Regions from separate parts of the Homo sapiens genome. Here region 2 is linked to region 1. Evidence: chromatin loops called from intact Hi-C (ENCODE). Cell type or tissue: transverse colon. All regions are shown on one strand. Links, peaks and the distances in the headings refer to the core of each region. The heading gives the core; the rest is flanking DNA. Region 1 has its middle 72 kb from the start of LINC00906. Region 2 holds the start of LOC124904683 (a long non-coding RNA gene).

Region 1 (8,329 bases), core at 13-8,012:
CTGGCTCCCTCAGGACACTGGGCAGAGTCCCAGCTCACATAGGACCCCTGGCTCCTTCAGGACACTGGGCACAGAGTCCCAGCTCACGCAAGACCCCCGTCTCCCTCACACCCGCTGACTGATGAATTCCTGTGTGTTTTGTATCCGTGACCCAAATCAGGTAAAAGCTGCATAGAGAAATGGGAGGCGGTGGGCACAAGGATCGTGCGACGCCCCGCTGTGGGTGTGGGACCTGCAGCCTCAGGGGCATGCGGGCTGGCAGCCACTGTCTCCATGCCGGGTACGTAGATACTGCCATCACCTTGGGGTCAGCATCTAGGGCCCTATTGGAGCTCACACTCAGCTCTACTGGGCATCAGATTCTGTCTGGGATGCACGGCGGGAATTAGAGACATGGGTTGGAAGTGGGGCTCAGAGATCAGAGACAAATGTGGCCAACTGAAAATCAGGCTGGGCTCCAGCTCCGGCTGCAGATGGGTGGAAAAGTCAGAGGTGCAGCAGCTGCTCCCCAGCCGCGAACGGCTGGTGAAATGGGAATCTGATGGAAAGAGGCTGCACGGTGCTCACCTGAGTGGCCAGGCCTCCAGGCCCGGCGAGGGGGACTCTGAGGTGAGCAGGTCGGAGGTGCTCCTGGTTTTCCCATCAGCCCTGGTCAGTGTCTGGGGGATGCCCAGGAGAAGCAGCAGAAGCCCTGGGTCCCTGCTACCCATGGAGTCTAGAGGGCCGAGCCTTTGCCCTGGGATCGGGGAGCCAGGGCATCACAGACACCTCCTGCCTCATGCTGTCCCTGCGCCCCGGGGCATCACTCAGAGACTCCTCCATGGCAAGGGCGCTCTGTCTGGTGCCAGCCAGGAGCCAGGGGAAGATTCGATTAGGAGACTATGGGTGCCTTCGCAGGCTTTCAGGAAACTCTGATGGACTCATGAGGCCTCTCTTTCCTGGTAGTGGCTCAGGGGTGCTGCAGTGTGTGGCTGGTGTGCTCCACGTCTGTCTTGTCTTCCAAGGGGACTCCCTGGATCAGAGTTAGGCAGGGACAGGCGACCTGTTTCTGGGATCTCCAATCACTGCCACTGGAATCTAAGGGGACTCACCCAAACCCACCCACAGGGCAAGCAGCTCTCCTCGCAAATCAATGATGTTCCAAATGAGTTTTTCCAGCAGAGCACACAGAGACCCCTCTTCAATAACTGCTTAATATCTGTAATAGGTCTTATTAGTGTTTTCTAAGATAGAGTCCTGTTGAGAAGGCCGGCTGAGCTCCCGTGTGTCTGGCATCTGGCTCGGCAGAAGGGATTTCCATGTCTGCTTGCAGGCTGGGGCCCAGTCTGGCTCTGGATGGAATGCTGGCCTTGCACAAAGGAAGGGAGCTACAGAAGGCAGGATTCAGAGGCTGAGTCCCCCAGGGATGGAGGACACAAGATGTGGAATGCAGGTGTCCTGTGAGCAGGGGCAGGGAGCACGGAAGAGGGCAGTCTCAGGCTGTGCAGAAGGAAAGGCAGCAGCAGCTGCCCCGGCCCTCTAGGCTTCCTGGGTGAAACCCTTGGCTTTACAAAGACCCATCTCTTGAGGGGCATTTGGGGTGAGGCAGGATGGAGAGGCCCTGGAGTAATGATGTCAGGGCATGTGAAGGAAGAGAAGAAGTGGTTCTCTGTGCTGGGTTTTGGCAGAGAAGACTTGGAAAGGATTTGAGTTAATACATTTTAAACAATGAGTTTTCAAAGGTTGTTCCAGGCAGTCTCTGTAGATGCCTCTCACGGGAGGAAGACATCTCCAACCACATTTCAGGAGCCAGCCCTGCAGCTTTATCCATGCCAACAGCTGAAAACAGCGCCAGGCAGCAAATGTGCAAAGAAGCGTGTGGAGATGCCATGGGGATTCAGGCCTTCAGCCTTGCCCTCCAGGAGATGACCACATTGGAAAGTTCTGCTCCACCGAGCTTTTGTAGGCGTTGTCAGAGAGCAGAGCGGTTCCACACCCTGCATTGCAACGGAGGCTTAATGCAGTGGCTGTGACTGTTCCCTCCACTGGGGAGTTCAGCGCAGAGCTCCCCGCTGCAAGGATCTGTCTCTAAGCACCTGCCTCCCCGGAACAAGTCATCACGACAACCAAGAGAGCTTGCAACCGAGACTACACAGCCCTCATCCTTGTAAGGAAAAAAAGTGACAGGTATTAAATAGTGGCTATTTGAGGAAATAATAATAAATATCTTTGGCAGAGTAAGGCTGATGGCTGCTTGAGTCTCAATGGCTGAGACTCTGTCAGCCTTCCCATTATGAAACCCATTTTTCAGGGTTTATAACTTGAAAGTAAAAATGTGCTCCAAGCAGAAGAAACCTGGCACACGAGGTCTTTGACCAGAAAGAGGGACCTGAACAGATTAGTTCAGATCAATTTGAGATTGTAAAGAAAATCTGTCCTGAGTGTGCACATGGGTCTGGCACTGGGACGAATCACCCAATTTTGGTTGCAAGCAAGTTAACGGTAGGGGAATGTTCATGGAAATCTTGCCCAGAAAGTACCTGCCTGATGTTTAACTGGAAGTGCCTATAGGTGGGTCAAATTCTGGGCAAAGAGCATTGGCCCAGTGGCTGCTGGAGAGTAGAGGAGGGGGCACCTTTGCCCCTAGAAAGAGCTCAGATAGGATCTGAGGCTCTAGGAACTGTGCCCGGTTTCCTGACCTTTCTGAGGGAATCCATCGAACCTGGCATCTAAAGGCCATTCAGTGCTGACTGTCCTCTCGATGTCATAAGTCAGATTCCTGCTTCTAGGTCATCCAGGTCCCAAAAGAATTACTTTGCCTAATAAATGAGTACCCAAATGGGGAACCCTGGTTCTCCATCATCAGATGCCTCCACTCCATTTCCCAAAGCCCTTGACAAACAAGGTAACTGGATTCCTGTCCAAATGCAATGTTCAAGGTCTAGAAAATAATCAAATGAAATGAAATATCCTGTTCAACACTGAACAGCCTTTAGACCGTCAGTATTGCTAATAGCTCGTGGTGTCTTCCTGATAGAACTGTGGATTCAGCAGTGGGCACGCATGCCATTTGCATCGATTGTTTGTCATTAGAGGGTGGAGATAAGTGAGCTGTGGCAGCACTCATGCTTTCTGGGAATTCTCAGTTCCAGGGCACGTGGTCCAAACTCTTAGCTGGGTTTGGTTGGGAACCTCCACAGTTGAAGCATCTTATGGACCAGCTTAGCAGTTTAAAAACATTCTTCTATTTTATTTTATTTTATTATTTTTGTATTTTTTAGTAAGTAGGGATGGGCTTTACCATGTTGGCCAGGCTAGTCTCGAACTACTGACTTTAAGTGATCTGCCTGCCTTGGGCTCCCAAAGTGCTGGGATTATAGGCGTGAGCCACTGTACCCGGCCTAAAAGCATTCTATTTTTTTTCCTGTGGGAAATTTGGAAAGTATAGAAAAAAAACAGGTAGGAAAAATTAAATACCCAGGCTGCATCATCTGTCCATAATCTGTAGCTAGCCAGTGATAACATTTTTAAACTCCATCCAATCACTTCTCAGTGATACAGAGCAATATGCTTTACAAAAGTGAGATTCTATTGCATGTTTTTTACATTCTGATTTATGTACTTAGCATTGTATTAGGTGCATTTTTCTGCCTCCATAGATATTCTTAGAAAAATACCATTTAAAAATTAACTCCATAATCTTCCCTTGTATGGATTTTAAATATTCTATTTATGGACGTATTGTTGTTCTTATTTTTTGCTATTACAAAAAATGCCTTGATGGGCACCTTTACACATAAATACTTTTATGCTTCTGATTATTTCTTTAAAATGCACTCCTGGAGGCTCCTAAAAATGACTGCATCAAATAATGAACGTATTACAAGTTGTTCTGATACAAAGTAAGACACCAGCCCCACCACATACAGTATAAAATGCTTCTGCTTTCCTGAAGGCAGAGGGTTTCCAAAACAAAGCTGAAATTCTTGGATAGGTTACTATGGCCATGCCTCTTTTTGCTTTTTTTTTTTTTTTTTCTGTTGTGGAGGTAAAAATACCAAAATAATATTAGTCCACTTTTCTGTGTTGGTTGGTAATATTTCTTCATAATTCCTCCTTCCCTTCCTTTCCTAGTTTTGGTTCATTGAGAGCAGTTCGCAGTCCCACCCTCCTGCCTTTGACCATGACCATATGACTTCCTTGGCCAATGTGACATGAACAGACACGTGCCAGAAGCTTTAAACGTGTGTGTGGAGTTTCTGCCCATCCTCTTTCCCTCCTGCCCTCAGCCATGACGAGAGCATGCCCCGCGAGTCACTGGGCCCAGAATGAAGAGACATATGGGACACACTTAAGCCCTAGTGTCACTCTGGAGCCCAGCCGGCCGAGCAGCAGCTGATGAGCAGTAGCTTATCCATGAATGAAATCTAAATGAATGTGATTTCAGCCACAGAAATTTGGGAGAGGTTTGTTACACAGTATTATCACAACAAAACCTGATTTGAAGAGCTTTGTTTTTCAGAGGAGGAATATGAAGCTTAGAAAGATGAAGCAATTTGACCAAAGTTACCCAGAAATCAATCGAAGAGTCCTGTTGAAACTCAAGTCTGCCCTAGTTCTCCAGGCAGTGTTGCAGCGTGGTTGGTGCACACAAGCATGGTTTTATAATATCCTGTATGCTGGCTGGAGTTTTAGGGGTTTCCACTGATGCCTATGGCAGCTGTAGGCCTGATATCCTGCCCCACTCAGGAAGACAGCAGCTATCGTAGACGAGGTGACGGACAGGGCTAGAGCAGGGCCTGGGGAAGATGGCAGCAAAACAGCCGGTGTGAAATGACTGGCCCTTTAAGTTACTTATTACAACGAGTAATTCATTTAGAATTTGAGAAAACGAATGTCAGAATGTGGTGCTTCACACACATGTGGATTCATATGTGTGAACCTGAGCTAGGGAGTCACACTGCTCAGTGTTAAATTCTAGTTCCTTCGCTCCCCAGCTTTCTGACTTATAAGTTATTGGGACATCTGTGTGTTTCAGCTTCTTCTTCTATAACATGGGATGACAGGAGTGCTTTCCTCATACGAATGATGTGATGATTAAATAATACTTATAAATACATGGAAGAGTGCCTGGCATATAGTAGGCACTCAATAAATATTAACTAATTACTAGTTTTAATATCTGCCCTTCATAGCCCAGTGGACTTGATCTAAAGCACTGGCCACTTTAGCTTACTTTTTCTGCTAATTGAACCAATTAACCATCCCATGGTTAAGGTATGAGAGTTTCTGAACATAAAATCAGCCCTGATTATTTGGAGTTGTGTTCCTTTGATCATTAGTAAGTTTGGACGTGCAAATTGGCAAGTGGTGTGGCTGGGGACTTTGCCAGCAAGCAAGATGTTTAAAATCATATCTCAATCTCATCTCCAATTTTGCCTTTATCAAAATCCTCTGATTATAATCCAGTTGCACAGAGCACGAGACTGATGTGCATTAGGAATCCCATTGGCCCTGAAATCTCTAAAGCCTCTTTCTGTTTGGACTCCACACATGAACACATGCCATTTGCATGTTTCAAATATTGAGTGTCAGCTCCTTAAAAACCAGTCAGCAAATAAATGAACAGGAAAGAAAGATATGGATCTAGGCCTGGATATTATAGGTGATATGAATTTATGGCTGTGGCCAGATTGCCAGAGTCATCTAGGATTTAGCACAGTTGTCAGCAGCAGGTTAGCTCACAGGGAGTCTTCTGGAGTCTGGGATCCAGCCAAAGGCCAGCAAGACAACTAGGGAACAGAGGTGGAAAAATTGGCTAGCTCTGCTGATTGGTCAGATGCTTGGCCCCACCGCAAGTTAGTTTTGTTACTTTGAATGGATGATGCCGCTTCCTGCTGACTGAGCTCAGCCTGGTTCCTTTCTCCTGCTCCCTGCAAACTCCATTAACTGCTGGAGGCTGAGACTGAGGCCTGGGCCTCTCCTTGGACCAAACCTGCATGTGCTCCTGGTGATACATGAAACAGGAGAAGTGGGGTGGAGGTGCAGAAAGTGAAGAGTCCTAGACGTCAAGTGGAAACTTGGTGCCAATTACCTTCTTTTTTTTTTCCTGCCACATCCACCAAAGCCAGGAAATTCCTTTCTTTGTGGAATCTGCTTTTCCAATGGAGTTTCCCATATGATTAAACACTTTGATTATATATATATATATATATATATATATATATATATATATATATATATATATAGTTTGTTTGTTTTGTTTTGTTTTTGATGGAGTCTCACTCTGTTGCCCAGGCTGGAGTACAGTGGCACAATCTTGGCTCACTGAAACCTCCACCTCCTAGGTTCAAGTGATTCTCCTTCCTCAGCCTCCCGAGTAGCTGGGAGTACAGGCGCACGCCATCACACTTGGCTAATTTTTTGTATTTTTAGTAGAGATGGGGTTTTGCCATGCTGGCCAGGCTGGTCTCAAACTCCTGACCTCAGGTGATCCACCCACCTCGGCCTCCCAAAGTGTTGGGATTACAGGCGTGAGCCACTGCACCCGACCCAATTACCTTCTTATCCAGAGGAAAGGAAAATCTCCCAGTCAGTTGCCATCCTCTTGAAACCTGGAGGTGTCTGTTCTCTGTAACTGTTTCCCCTGCCTGTACCTATTATAGTGCTTACTGTATAACGAGTCCTCAATCATTGTTTACTTTTATCTTTTTCCAGGACTGATAAGTGTGTTGTGCTCAAAAATACTTAGAAAGAATTAAATAATCACATAATCTCTGAGTGAAGAGGGACTTTGTAGGCAGCTATTGCCTGTCTTCCGTGATGTATTTAACTGGCTTCTAATGCAATTAATTCCATTGATGGGCAGCCGTGATGCTCAGATGCTCTTTATTATTCTGAGTGGAAACGTCCCTATTTTTTAGCAGAGTGAGGGGAGAAGGTGGCCCAGGCCTTGTAGACATATCCTTTACCCCCTTCTCCATCCTCTCTCATTACAGATGAGTCTTTGGCTCAGCAGAATGGGCCTAGGTGGAGCTTGAAATTAATGAAGAGATGCTGCTTCCAGCTTTTTGAGCAAGAAGAAGTTTGGCCTCCAGTTATTACACCTTGAGGTCAGCGGGTATCTCAAGTCTGAGTAGTTATAAAAGTGAGCTGATGTAGAAACACCACCAAAGCAACGTTTTATCTAAATATTTCAGATCCCCCATTATAAATCATTTATTATGATTACCCTTTTGGTGTCATGGAATGAGATGATGAGCTTTTCTTAATGAAGTATTTCATAGACATATTTTTTCCATTTATCTTGGTGTTGGATGCTATGTGACCTGAATGGCAAATGAGGAAATATTTGTGCAACTCCTGAAATGCACACATCTCCCCATGCCAGAGTGCAGGAGCGGACAGGGCTTTCCCTGGCAGCAATAGGAGCCCGGTCCTGAGTAGGGCCTCTCCAGCCTGACTGCACCATAGCAGGTGACATCTGACTTGGGGTGTGCCATGTTCCCAGAGCTGCTTTTTTAAGGAGTTTGGTGGGAGCTGGAGGAAGCATCCACATCTTTAAAAACAAACCTTAACTCGTGAGAAGAAAAGTGGTAAACATTCAAACACAATTTGAACTTTTAATTTAGCCTTGTGAGTTCATCTATATCCATTTCCAGGAAAGGTCATGGGCTGAGGTGTGGTGCTTCACTGAAATAAATGCACTTTGGAGTTGACAGTAACCAAGCAAGGCCAGGGACCCTGAGGAGACCCCTCCCCACACTTGCAATGATCAAACATGCTACATCTTAGAAATTGGATCTGCCGGTTTATGGCAACTTGACGTAAAATGTGTATCTCAGGTCAGGCTGATCTGATTTAAATATCTTAGTGTTAGGCATTCTCTATCTGACATTGTGAAAACGCATATAATGGAACCAAGATTAGAATATCAAGATGACAAGAAGGATTGTACCTTGAAGACAGTAAAAGTCACTTGCATTCTGGGGTTACACATTTAATTTAAAATAGTTTTATTCCCTGTTCCTAGGGTCCTTGTAACTCTCTCCTCTGCTATATTTATATTAAATAAATAATTTTAAATGAGTCAAAGTGTCTTGCTCCTTGGCCCACTATAGAATGTCAGTGTTCCTTTTCAATATTTCTACTTCTTAGATCCTGCCTTCACCACAATGGGGGTTCATACAGGGTTGGAGTAGGTTGTTCTTCTCACCAAGTTCCCAAGCCCACATAAAATGGCAGCATCATATTTCACCGGACCCAGCTCTGCAGAAAGTAGTGGAAAAAAAAGTCTGTGATGGACTTAGGACCCAAGGAGGCAAAACAGAGTTTGGCTTTTCCCTTAGGG
Region 2 (8,329 bases), core at 157-8,156, 640 kb after region 1:
CACACACACCTACACCTACACACACCTACATTCTCCCAGGGTCCCACCCAGAGTTACTCCCACTGAGCCTCCCGCTGGGTGCTGTCCAGACACAGCGGCCCTCCCTCCAGTTCTTCACGGCTCCCAGTGAGCTGGGGGAGGATTTTGAGCCACGCGGCAGGGCCTAAGGATGCCCAGAGGGAAGGAGAGGGGCTTTCCTTCCCACCCTGGTGTCCATCCAGTCTCCCCAGTTCAGCCGGCAGGTGTGCACCAGGGCAGCCACCCGTTGGTCAGGCACCATGCTAGCTCCAAAGCCCGCTTCCTCCTGGGAAACTCTTGGAAAGCCGGACGTCCTTTGTGCCCTCAACCCCCATCCCCCGGGCGGTTTCGGTCCTAGCCTGCCGGAGGAGGGTGCCCTTGCCTAAAGGCGGATCCGAGTTCCCCTAGCCAGAAGGCCGCGAGCCTCACGTCTCTCTCTCCCTCTTTGCATTTTAGGTAACAAATAAGGATGCAACTAAAATCAGCGTAAGTGTGGAGCCCAGCGCGGGCCGCGGGAGACCCCTTCTGGCCGCCTCGGGTCCCGCAGCTCCCTCCCTTAGCAAGCCGCGGCGGCCGCGCATGTGGGGCCGCGCAAGTAGGGCAGCGATCGCAGCCTTGCATCGGTGGCTGCTCGGCGTGTCCGGGCGCCATCTGTCGCCGGTTGCAGGGTCGGGTTCTCTTTTGTGTAAATCAAGGGTCCAAGGCTTGAGTCCCCTAATTCGGCTCGGCGCTGACCTGTAAAACTCCCCTTGGTCGGACTGCGCGCTTAGGGCCTCTCGCGCCTGCCAGCCTCCGCTCTGCGGGCATTCCTCCTAGCACCGGGAGCGCGCGGCTGCTCGCCCTCGCCGCGACCGTGGCGCCAGCTTCCCGCCCCCTCTGCCCCGCCCTGAGCATCTGCTCTGCGCCCTCCGCTGCAACCCTTTATCCTCCGCCTGGATTGCGGGTCTGGGTGCGGGGTGTTGCAGGCTTGCAGGGGACGGGGTAGGGGGTGGTTGTGCCAGGCTGCGAGGGGCCCGGGTCATGGGGTTGCTAACTCTGGGAGGAGATGCGCCCAAGCTTCCCACCTGGAGCGTAGAAAGGCCTGGAGATGACGAAGCCTCCTCGTGGGCTCGGTTCAGAGGTGAGGGCTCCCTGGGTGTTTGTTGAGAGCCGTAGAGCAGTACTTCCCGAAGTCCCCACCGGGGCGCAGGGGAGGAGCACTTCGCTGGGGGGCTTCTGGAGATCCCGCGGAAAGGCGGGTTGGTAGCAGGTGGCCAGGGAGCCAGGCAGCAGCCTCAGCGTTGCTTGCCTTCTTAAGAAAGCACAGTGTTAGCTGTAAAGGGCGGGGTCCGGTGACAGGGTGGCTTTCCTTAGGAAGCGATTCGGGCAGGCCCTCCGTGCTCCGGGAGGTGAGGAGGGCCGGCTGGGGCGGGACTGTCGGTTGGAGCGCGTCGGGGCGGGAAAGACGTGGGGAAGTTAAGGAACAAGGAATCCAGCCTGGGGTTTCCTGAAGGTGCAGGAGGGAGGAAGGAGAGGTGGACTCTGCCCTTCTGAAGCGCCAGCTACGGGAAGACAAGCAGTGTTGGTTTGTATGGGCGGGGCAGATGCAAGGTGGGCGTTTGGTTAACGTGATGGGGACGTGGGGACACAGTCCAAAGAGCTGGCTGCCTGGCGTCCACGCAGAGTTGGAAGCCCTATGCCACTGGGTAGACGCGGGTGAAAGGGAAGCCGGATCGTGATGGTGGGCAAACCAGGATCCGGGAAGTGTTGGGGTGCGCGGATGAGGGGGCGCGACGGCCAGGGTGGCCAGAAGAGTAGGTTTGGGAGCTGCCCAGCCCGGCCTCTAACCCTGCTCTCTTGCAGACCGTACGCGTCCAGGGCAATGACATCTCACACCGGCTTCGGCTGTCTGCCGTGCGGCTGCAGGACGAGGGCGTGTACGAGTGCCGCGTGTCGGACTACAGCGACGACGACACGCAGGAGCACAAGGCCCAGGCGATGCTGCGCGTGCTCTCGCGCTTCGCGCCGCCCAACATGCAGGCCGCCGAGGCCGTGTCCCACATCCAGAGCAGCGGCCCGCGTCGCCACGGCCCAGCCAGCGCCGCCAACGCCAACAACGCGGGCGCCGCGAGCCGTACCACCTCCGAGCCCGGCCGCGGCGACAAGAGCCCGCCGCCCGGGAGCCCTCCCGCCGCCATCGATCCCGCAGTCCCCGAGGCCGCGGCAGCCTCGGCGGCCCACACGCCCACCACCACAGTCGCGGCAGCTGCTGCTGCCTCGTCAGCGTCGCCGCCATCGGGACAGGCGGTCCTGCTGCGCCAGAGGCACGGCTCGGGTAAGGGATCGCGGAGAGGGGGCGCACGCGCGGGGATGGCGCAGGGCTAGGGCTGCGCCGGGACGCCCCGGGGGGCTCCGGACCCAGGACCCGCCCCCTGGGCGCATTTGCATATGCATACTCCTTCCTAGTTAGGTCGGGAGCGCCCCCCCCAGGGCCTTCTTCCCGCGGTTTCTCTGTCTTTACTCCTGGCCTCTGGAAGCATTTCTGATGTGCATTTATGAATGGAGGAGGGGGCTGCCCTGCCAGCTACCTCAGGGTACGCTGGAGGCTGTAGTGTGGGGAGGCGACCTCTTTTGGGTTTGGAGAACTGGACCCTGAGGGCTGAGCTCCGATGGTGGCAAGGGGCCAGTACTCAGCCACCACCGGTGGTGGAAATGAGCTATCCCCAGATGGGGGCACTGGCACCTGCTGGAGAGCGGGAGGCGGTTAAAACTTGAGTTGCGTTGGTTTCTATTTTGTGTGCTCGATTGAACAGACTTTGTCCAAGGGTGTGGAGGGGCCTGGCTGTGTAACCTACGCCCTCTTTGGCTAAATGCAGGATGGCCCTAGGCAGCAGCTCTGCACTCTGCTGTAAATCGCAGATCCTCTCCCTTTGGCTTTGGGGTGGGGGCAGTAAGGACTGAGCCCTAAGCCACTGTTAGGAAGGCACCCAGAGGGGAAGGCTTGCTTTCTTAGGGAGCTGAGAGGCTGGGAGAAGGGATTGGGGATGGGGGGCGGGATGTGAGAAGGCAGAAGGAGGAGAAAATGATGGCTTGACTACCCCCTGGTAGGCAGCTCTGGGGCGGTAGGAGCCATTGGCAGAGGCAGGGGTGGGGGCGGTGGGGGGCGGTTATGGAGGGTAGAAAGGCTTGCCCAGTGTGCCCCTCCTCCCAAGGCATCCCCCACTCTCTCCCCCTGCTCCAAGCTGGGCCTCAGAGCCCACCCCAGTGCCTGACTGTGAGCAGGTTGCTCCCTCCCTTGGCCCCTCTCCTCAGTCTTGTTTGATGCAGAGTCCCACAGGGAGCATCTCTCCTGGCCACATGGCCCTGGGAGCCTGGCTTTGGGTACAGGTGCATGTGAAACTTCCTAGATGTGATGGAGCACATTGTCACACCCCTACAGTGGTAGTTCTCAAAGGGTGGTCTTCCTGCAGGCTCCTGGACTACCTGCAGAATCCGCTGGGGCAGGTCTTCATGTCCTTAGTGTCACCATCTCATCCTGCCTCCCTGGCTAACTCTCAAGCCCTCCGACAGTTGAGCCTGCAGTCTGCCTGGCACATCAGTTCAGTTCTGTCTCTCATTTAGCTCTACCCACTGTAGCAGCCGCCTCAGTGCGTCTCAGGCTATTGGCTTGATCCGAAGGCCTCATCCGTCTTGGATGCCACACAGGAGCCCACAAGACTGTCCCTCAGGCTACTGGGGAAGGTAGGGACCTGCAAAGAGCCTCCACAGCCCAGCTGGGAACTTTCCACCCTCTGCACTAAGATATCACTAGGTGCTGTGACAAATAAACCCCAAAAGGCCAGTGGCTTGACACAATTCAAATTTAATATTCCTCGTTCATATCAAGTCCTGCCCTGGAGTGCCCCAGGGCATGTGGCGGCTCTGTTCCATGCAGTCATCCAGGGACCCAGGCTGAGAGTACCAGCCTCAGCAGGAGGCTTCCAAAGTCACTCTGGGCATGACATAGAGCCAGCAGACCAGTGAGGAGAGACAGAAGCAGCCCTTGTCAGCTCACTGCCCTAAGAGAATTAAGCCCTAATACTCTCAGGCATGCATTGTGTATGATGAATCAACTTGTTTCATATGCATTTAGGACGGCCCTAAGTATGTATCATTCTTGGGAGACTGAGAAAACAGCCACTCAAATCTTTCTGGCAGCGCTTAACTCTCTCAGAGAAAAGCTGGTTTAGAAAAATGGCAAGGCGTTTTTTAAGGGCTAGGTCTAGAAGTGGTAAATATTACTTCTACCCTCTTCCATCGGCCAGAACTCAGTCACATGGTCCAACATGGATGTAGGGCCCGCTGGGAAATGTAGTCCTTGGTGTGGCGGCTGCTTTCGGGCCTCATCTCTTCACAGTGCAAGGGGAGCGTGACTCTTCGAGGAGTTAGCCATCTCTGTTCAGCATACAGGCAGTGCTCAGGGAGAGTTCCTATTGACTTACAGAGCCATTGGCTTAACTGATGCTTGTTGGTGAAGAGAACATCCTTCTTCCCCCTCCCCTTGGGCCCCAGCAAGGAAATGTGTGCATTACAGGCTGGGACGTACCTCTAGGATATTCCTGGAGGATTTGAAAGGCAGAAGTTCCGATGTAGGTTGTGCTTCCACCACTTACTGGCTGTGTGATTTTAGGCAAGTGACTTACCATCTCTGAGTCATCTGTAAAATGAACAGGATAATCTCTCTGACCTCAGAGGGAGCTTGGTATGGAAATTGCTGCACATATATGTTCATTATTATCACCCTGGTCATTAGCTGCACTAGCTGGAGAGGAGAGGATGGGCAGATAAAGCTAAAAGGTTGGCAGTTGGAAGCCAGGCTATGGAGGGCCTTGAATGCCAAGTGGAACCAGCAGTTGGTTAAAGACCGGTCAAGACCATGTGAAATAGATCTTTGAGAGTGGACTTGGTTGTGCTCACAAAATGATAATGAGACCAAGGTCATGAGCGCACTCCTGCTTGAATCTCCCTCTTCCCTTGGCCTTCAGCCTGAGTCCCAGGCCCAGCCACAGATGACCTGACTGCCTGCCATAGCCAGTCTGATCTCCAGTCTCGGTGCTGGCCATGGAGGCTGAATGAGAGAGTGAAGATGCTCCAGGACATCTCATCCAGGGAAGGTGGGCCAGTCAGTGCCCTTCTTCCCAGAAGATATGGAGGTCCTCAGGTCAACTCAATGCTGATGGCACAGTGCCCAGTGCCATCCCAGCAGATAGGACCTTGGGCACCCACCAGCCACGGGGCCATATGTTAATGCCCATGTGGGTCACTCTGCCTTCCCTGGAGGGGCTGATGTCCACTGCCATCTAGAAAGCACAGCTTGCCTGGATCCCAGCGGGGCTGACAGCAGCACCCCTGGGATAGAAGTACAGTGGCCTCTGAGGTCTCTGTCACCCCCTAACCCTTGCCAGCTCCTGAACTGGCCAGGAACTGTGTAGACACATCTCAGAAAGAACCTCCAGTCTCTCTCCAAGTCTCCTTTGGGGTGCCCAGAAGGTGGGCCTTCAGCTGGGAGGTCAGAAAACCTGTGTCCCTCACTCTCCAGGTGAAGCTCTCTTGAGAGTGGTTCTGCTCCAGGCACTCTATGTCCCACTCTGGGCACGGAAAATGGATGGCAGACCTGTCATTCACAAACACATCCGAACAGCCTTGATGCCAAGGAGGGAACCATGCTCAGTCTTGTGTCCCACCTCACCCCGGTCACCCAAGGCCACCCAGGCTGTGTGCTGTCAATGTGAAGCCTGCAGACTGTGTTTTGGAGGATGGGCATTAGTAACCTTTCTGTAGGGCTGCATCACCAGCCAGTGCCCCGAGCTCAGCTGCTGGCACCAGGTACTGCTGAGCGCCCTGAGAGGCAGCAAGCCAGCTGCTTTGCTCGGAACCACAGCAGCCTGAGCTGCAGAGGGAGCTCGGGGCAGACGACCTTGGGCCTTGCCTCCCAGCCACTCAATTCTAGGCAGCTTGATGGGGAGGGGTCCAGAAAGGACCGCTGCCTCTTGGTTAATAGTCAAGAGTGTTTGCAGAGGATATCAACCAGGGTGCTGGCAGAGGCACATGGAACATTCAAACAGGGTCACTGGGGGGGATGGAAAGAGCGTATGTACCAAGGTGTGGACAGGGTTAGGGCAGCCAACAAAGGATTGATGCAGGTCCCCGGGGCTGGCATCAGTGGGAGCCATCAGCAGACCTAGCCTAAAGGTCTGGGGGCAGCTGGTAGCACCCAGAGAGTAGGAGGGGAGGCACACAGCCAACCCACAGTCACCCAGCAAGGATCTCACTCCTCCTGCCCTCCATTCCCTGTCTGGGCCTCCCTTTGGCCAAACCCTCCTGGAACCTGAAGGCAGGGGCACCCAGGTGGTGCAGGCTGTAGAGGTCAGCCCTCAGGGGCTCACAGCAGAGTGGAGAAGGGTGGGCTGAGGACCTGGGGGCACTGAAGAGGCTCATGGCCAGGCACAGTGGCTCACGCCTGTAATCACAGCACTTTGGAAGGCCGAGGCGGGTGGATCACCTGAGGACGGAAGTTTGAGACCAGCCTGGCCAACATGATGAGATCCTGTCTCTACTAAAAACACAAAAAATTAGCTGGGTGTGGTGGCAGGCACCTGTAATCCCAGATACTTGGGAGGCTGAGGCAGGATAATAACTTGAACCTGGGAGGCGGAGTTTGAAGTGAGCCGAGATCGCGCCATTGCACTCCAGCGTGGGCAACAAGACTGAAACTCTGTCTCAAAAAAAAAAAAAGAAAGAAAGAAAGAAAAGAAAAGAAAGAGGCTCAGGACACTGGCCATTTCAGATTGGCAACAGCAGGGGCGGTCCCAGTACATCTCCCCAAATAGTCCCCCATTAAGCGATCGTTCCTGGAAGGAAGTCAGAAAAAAAGTCCCTATTTTTTAAGTGAGCCACTTTGGTAATGCCACGAAGGAGAGAGGGGGGACTTCCTCCAGCCCTCATCCATTAGCTACCGCACAGCCAGGCAAGAAAGCCCTTCCCATGCCACATGTGTACCTAATACACCCAAATACATATTTGCACTAAAAGTTGATGTGCAAAAACTCATTCATTTCACGTCTCATTTGTCAAGAGACATTTTGGTATTTGTGCTTAAAAATAAACATGGACTGCATTAGCAGAGCAGAGCAGGCGCAGGAGGCTGGGCCCCGTCTTAGCTGTGTTCATAAATCTGGCTCCTAATTAATCTGAATGCTGACCCATTTTTCGTGAACACTTTGTTGCTGGTTGCCATTTCTAGAAAAGAGAGAGAGAGACCAAGCAGAGTATCTTCCAGACTAACACTTCTAAATGGAAAAGGCACCGCAGTAAAGTCTAGCGCGGCCTCAAAAGAATCCAGTTTGCAACTGAATGGCTGGTGTGTTGGCCAGAGGTTCCCCTCTGCAGGGACGTTGGGATCAGAGCAGTGGCGTGTGAACCTCTAATTAGCCTCAGGGCTCTGGCTCCAAGGAAAGGCACCATGGCCCCCACAGAGAGCCGGCTGGATGTGGCAAGCTGCTGCTGGGTGCCCACACGGAGAACTGGCTCTCAATATTTCAATTAATAATGAGAGAAAGACAGCCAAGGCCATGGGTATGATGGCTGTAGAGAGGCTGTGGCTGCTGGGAGCCGTCAAAGGGGAGCATCCGCGGATGTCGCCATGGCAACCGTAAACCGTGACCAAAGGGGGCCGTGGGCAAGGTGGAGACAGTCACTACATCTCGACCCATGCCCCGGTGGTGATAGAGCTGAAGGAATGGCACACACGTGACCCAGGAGAATCGCGATGCAGCAGAGTCACCAGCAGTACCAGCAGGCCCAGGACCTGTGGGCCCTGAGCAAGCCATTGAGGCAGCCACCTGGTTTTCCCATCTCCCCGGACCCACGAGGACCCAAAGGCCCTCACCTTAAATGAACAATCCACTCTTCCCCCAAGTTCCGATGTGACATGAGAATTATAATTAAGAAGAAAACAAATCTGGCAAGGGATGTCCCAGAGAAGAGAGGGCGAGGCTCTCTGAGCATCCTGAAAAAGAAAATTAAAGGATTTCATAAAGGAAATGGCTGAGCCTCACAGCTGGCAAGCAATGCCTGCTTCATCCCTAACAGCAGCAATCTTACGCCATTATCAGCGACATGGCATCCTCTCCCCCAGCAGCCAGTCACTGGGAGCCTTCTGGGCCCAGCCCCACGCTTGCCATAAGGGGGAACCAGAGATGGCAGTGTGGACCCAAACTTAAAGGAGCCAGGGCACCCAGGTAATTCCAGGACAAAGCAGTCTGTGCTGTGCCAGCACTAATCCAGCTGAGGC

The links. Hi-C counts contacts between places; a loop is a spot of excess contacts. Peaks named below come from ENCODE experiments on the same cell type or tissue, not always from the same donor. Only the 100,000 strongest peaks of a DNase experiment are listed, where the experiment ranks them.
Region 2: a loop joins it to region 1, with 10 times the contacts of the local background. A loop is called at or near these places in 3 of 110 quality-filtered maps.

Annotation. Positions count from the first base shown.
Region 1 is chr19:28,888,515-28,896,843 of GRCh38, forward strand. No RefSeq gene overlaps it. Among named protein-coding and RNA genes, the nearest start is that of LINC00906, 72 kb to the right of the region's middle. In transverse colon, for the core only: no CTCF peak of the experiment used is centred there; no DNase peak of the experiment used is centred there; H3K27me3 peaks cover 972 bases.
Region 2 is chr19:29,527,959-29,536,287 of GRCh38, forward strand. VSTM2B (V-set and transmembrane domain containing 2B) reads left to right here. Exons shown (of 5, transcript NM_001146339.2): 3 at 475-504; 4 at 1,861-2,332. LOC124904683 (a long non-coding RNA gene) reads right to left here and starts at 1,322. Exons shown (of 2, transcript XR_007067215.1): 1 at 1,083-1,322. RefSeq lists an enhancer at 6,416-6,916. In transverse colon, for the core only: CTCF peaks have their summits at 529 (motif pointing left) and 732; no DNase peak of the experiment used is centred there; H3K4me3 peaks cover 954 bases; H3K27me3 peaks cover 6,219 bases.